Regions from separate parts of the Homo sapiens genome. Here region 1 is linked to region 2. Evidence: read pairs that join two places in POLR2A ChIA-PET (ENCODE). Cell type or tissue: A673. All regions are shown on one strand. Region 1 has its middle 200 kb from the start of ZPLD1. Region 2 overlaps NXPE3 (neurexophilin and PC-esterase domain family member 3).

Evidence for each region. ChIA-PET counts read pairs that join two places held together with the same protein. Peaks named below come from ENCODE experiments on the same cell type or tissue, not always from the same donor. Only the 100,000 strongest peaks of a DNase experiment are listed, where the experiment ranks them.
Region 1: POLR2A ChIA-PET joins it to region 2 with 17 read pairs; 10 of 35 experiments call an interaction of 5 or more read pairs at or near these places.

Annotation. Positions count from the first base shown.
Region 1 is chr3:102,233,031-102,235,530 of GRCh38, reverse strand. No RefSeq gene overlaps it. Among named protein-coding and RNA genes, the nearest start is that of ZPLD1, 200 kb to the left of the region's middle. RefSeq lists an enhancer at 1,250-1,329. In A673, no CTCF peak of the experiment used is centred here; a DNase peak (open chromatin) is centred at 1,450.
Region 2 is chr3:101,791,867-101,794,366 of GRCh38, reverse strand. All of the region lies in intron 4 of NXPE3 (neurexophilin and PC-esterase domain family member 3), which reads right to left. Among named protein-coding and RNA genes, the nearest start is that of NXPE3, 14 kb to the right of the region's middle. In A673, no CTCF peak of the experiment used is centred here; no DNase peak of the experiment used is centred here.

The sequences.
Region 1 (2,500 bases), 440 kb before region 2:
CAATTAACTCTAGTTTGGGGGGTTTTTTCCAACATTAAGCCAAATTCTGGGCAACAAAATGTATTTAATTGCTGATAAAATAAACCAAGATGGTTGCTTTACTTCATGGTTTCAGTGTCAGCTGCAAGCTTTCAAGCATAGCCCCGATATTAACAGACAATACTAAATTAACTCATAGTGTACTTTCTATTCCTTCCCATACTTCTCTTCTTACAGAAAATATATTGTAAATGCATAGAAAAATTATTTCATACTTTCAAGGATGGGCTATGTCACATCAGTGGTGTCTCCTATACACATATTATGATATACAACCCTACCTAATGAAACAGTTTTCTATTTGGGCTGAATTTCAACCAAAGCAATGAACTAAGATAGGTTAAGGTAAAGAAATTGATAGCATCACCACTACTTATTGTCAGGGAACCACAGAAACGGTTAGACACTAACTTTTTTTTTTCAAACTTCCAGCTGCATATCACACAAAATAATTACATAGATTGTGGTTTTCTGAGATTTCTCATTGACAAGAGATCAAACATCCTTTTGTCACCTGGGCCTAATGGATAACATTCAGTTGTTTTAAGAAGAGATGAAACTCAAAGTCAAAAACCAAAGCAAAATTTAACAAATGACAAAATCATGAAATAAGACCAAAGAACCAGTATAAAACCATGTGCTGTCTTAATTATCTGAGTTCCCTACAGTTCAAATGTTATAAAAGCATCCCTATGGAATTGTTTGGTCTTTTATCTGAAAGATGTCCAGAATTTTCATTTCTCTAAACCTATCATAATCATTGGATGAATCATTGATGGATAAACTTGGAGAGTGCTGGGCTGTGTAGCATTAAGCAGTGTACTAAATAAAACAATTGCTGTCCTTGCAGTAACCTAATGTGGCCAATGTATGAAGCAAATAATAGAGAAGCTGAGAAAGCATACTGAAAATGATAAATCATGCAAATAAGCATTATGCTCATAATAAAAGAGAGTAACATCACAAACATCATTATAGAAGAGAGCTCCAACTCTCTCTCTCTCACACACACACACAGACGCACAATTTGACCAAGTTGATGAAATAAATCAGATAAAGAAATGCACAGCAGAAGTTAAAAAGTTATGGCAACTGTGAAGGTAAGACTCGGCTTTGATACTTCCTACTAATTTTTGGTTTGGGGATTCATCATTTGTGAGGTAGCTTAATGAAGCCCCTTATCCTTGTTTTTTTCTTTGTAATTCTCTGGTTTTCTTTCCATCTTAACTCTCTGAATAACTTTGGAGCAGCCACCAAGCTGAAAGCAGAAGGCCAGATTGCTAGCAGCACCTCTCTAAATACTGTTTGGGCTACAGTGAGCAGTGGTGTGTGTCCAGTCTGTGCATGTGGTAAATTATGTGAAACAACCATCCCCAAGAGACCCATGTTACTATATCAGGAAGTTCACAGTGCATATCTGAAGGATCTCTTTGTTCATGAAGGCTTAAGCAAAGTTCAAAGAAAATCTGCTCCCCAGTGGATAATCTTAAATCAAAATCAGGATGCCACACGCTTGATTCATGAGCCTATAAAACCCTATGGGTCCTGACATATATGGACATACTCTTGGATTCCCAGTAATTCTTCTTTTGCTCTTTCCCCTAACAGCATCAACTTTCCTTAGGTCATCTTCACATCCCAGGAGTTTGTGCAGGAAAAATTTCAAAAGCCCCTCTTAGAGTGCATTTCTTTAAAAAATACTTGACTGTTTATTAGTATTCAAACAAACCTAATATCAGCCTTGAGTCCTCAGCTAAGAACAATTTCTTACTGATCTATTTTTGTCACATGAACTTAGAGATGACCTGCAATGCCAAGAAACCTAGAGAGATTGATATTGACCTCTCATGGCAAATATGTACTAGACATGATCCATCACATCTGCCCAATTCAACCCTGTATTAGTCTGGCTGGGCTGCTTTAACAAAGTGCCACAGACTGAGTGGCTTAAACAACAGAAATTTATCTTCTCACAGTTCTGGAAGTCCAAGAGCAAGGTACCAACATTGTTCATATATGATGAGGCCTCTCGTCTTGCAGACAGCACCTTCTCTGTGTGTTCACATGGTCTTTCCTTTTGGCACAGGCACTACTTCTGGTGTCTCTGCCACTTCTTGTGAGAACACCAGTCCTATTGAATTAGGACCTCAAGTTTATGACCTCATTTAACCTTAATTACCTTCTTAAGGGTCCCATCTCCACATACATTGGGATTAGGGCTTCACCATATGAATTCAAGGAGCCAAATTCAGCCCATAATAAACCCACACTTATCAAGAATATAATAAGAGAAGGATATGGTTCTAGACCTAGGAAATGCAGAAATGAATAAGACATTGTCCCTAGACTCAAAAAGTACAGACCTTAATATGGAAAGTCCGTGTGTGTACAATTATGTGGGGTGAAAAGTAAAAATATCGGAATCTAAGAGAGCGCTAAGATGCTAGAGAAGAGAGAGAGC
Region 2 (2,500 bases):
GTCAGAGGAAGGAACACGGCTCCTCCTATGTAGTTAATAAAATAACAAGAATACTCACAATATACTCATGCTCCTTGTCCTATAAAAGGTTATATGCTCCATCTGTGCTCTAGATCTCATCCTCTCCTCCCCCCTTCAGCTTCTCTATAATCTCTTTCCCCACAAATTCAAGTCCCTCAAACTTCCACTTCCAGCAAAGATAGAGAAACAGTAATGCGATTTAGCCTCTCACATGAAACAACTGAAAAAAAAAAAAGGCAAAATACATGAAACAATGGTTTTCCAGACACTAGGCATCAGACAATAAAACACAGTGATGCCTGAGAGACAGTAAACAAACGAGATGAGCCCAAGGACTGTCCTTAGCTTAGTGTCTTGAGAGAGTTTCCAGGCTGCAGCACAGGAAGAGGAGCCCCGGTGGAGCATGGCAAAGCACCCAAGGCAAGGAGATGAGGCTGAGAGTCTTAAAGACCATGGTGATTATAATTCACAGGAAAGCAAAACAACTGTGAAGAAAAATAACTCAGGAGATCTACAGACAGTCCCACTCAAGTATTCAACAGAGCGATGATAAGCATATGTGTATAAAGAAACTATTGGAGGCTGGGGAGAGAACTACTGAAAGCAAAAATAAAAATAAAAATAAAAACAATAACCTGAGTTTATACAGGAATAGTACTTCCTACCAGCCAGACTGGAAAAGCACAGATAAAAAAAAAAAAAAAAAAAAAAAAAAAAAGACCTTGTCAATTAATACAAAAAAAAAAGGCAGAAAAAAAGGAAAAAGGGGAATAGAGAAGAGGTGGGACAAATAAAAAACAAACAGCAAAATGGTAGATGTAACCATAATGCTTTCAAAAAATATATTAAATGTAAACAGGCTAAGCACCCCAACTAAAAGGCAGAGATTGTCAGATTAGATAAAAAACAAGATCCAATTACATGCTAGCTAGAAGAAACCTGTTTTAAATATAAAAACACCACAGACAACATGAATGAGCAAAAGCTGGAAGCATTCCCCGTGAAAACCAGCACAAGAAAAGCATGTCACCTCTCACCACTTATATTCAACATTGGAAATCCTAGCCAGAGGATCAGGCAAGAGAAAGAAATAAAGGGCATCCAAATAGGAAGAGAGGAAATCAAACTATCTCTGTTTGCAGACGACATGATTCTATATTTAGAAAAACCCATAATCTCAGCCCAAAAGCTCCTCTAGTTAATAAACAACTTCAGCAAAGTTTCAGAATACAAAAACAATGTACAAAAATCACCAGCATTCCTATACATCAACAGCAGCCAAACTGAGAGCCAAATCAGAAAGGCAATCCCATTCACAGTTGCCACAAAAAGAATAAAATACTCATGAATACAGCTAACAAGGGAGGTGAAAGAGCTCTAAAATGAGAATTACAAAACACTACTCAAATAAATCAGAGAAGACACAAACAAATGGAAGAACATTCCATGCTCATTAATAAGAAGAATCAATATAATTAAAATGGCTATACTGCCCAAAGCAATTTACAGATTCAATGCTATTCCTAGCAAACTACTGACAACATTCTTCACAAAACCAGAAAAAAACTATTTTAAAATTCATATGCAACCAAAAAGAGCCCAAATAGCCAAGGCAATCCTAAGCAAAAAGAATAAAGCTGGTGTCATCATGTTACCTGACTTCAAACTATACTACAAGGCAACAGTAACCAAAACAGAATAGTACTGGTACAAAAACAGGCACAGAGACCAACAAAACAGAATAGAGAATCCAGAAACAAGGCCACACATTTATGACCAATCTGATGTTCAACAAAGGTGACAAAAACAAGCAATGAGGAAAAGACTCCCTATTCAATAAACGGTGCTGGAATAACTGGCTAGCCATATGCAAAAAATTGAAACTGGACCCCTTCCTTACACTACATACAAAAATCAACTCAAGATGGATTAAAGATTTAAATGTAAAATCCAAAACTGTAAAAACCCTAGAAGACCACCTAGGCAATACCATCCCAGACATAGGAATGGGCAAAGATTTCATGACAAAAACACCAAAAGCAATTGCAACAAAAGCAGAAATTGACAACTGGGATCTAATTAAACTTAAGAGCTCTGGCACAGCAAAAGATACTATCAATAGAGTAAACAGACAACCTGCAGAATGGTAGAAAATATTTGCAAACTATGCATCTGACAAAGGTCTAATATCCAGTGTCTATGAGGAACTGAAACAAAATCTACAAGAAACAACCCCATTAAAAGATGGGCAAAGGACATGAACAGAAACTTCTCAGAAGACACACATGCGGCCAAAGAGCTCAATATCACTGATCATTAGAGAAATGCAAATCAAAACCACAGTGAGATCTCACACCAGTCAGAATAGCTATTATTAAAAAGTCAAAAAATAACAGATGCTGGCAATGTTGAAGAGGAAAGGGAACACTTATACAGTGTTGGTGTGAGCGTAAATTAGTTCAACGATTGTGGAAAGCAT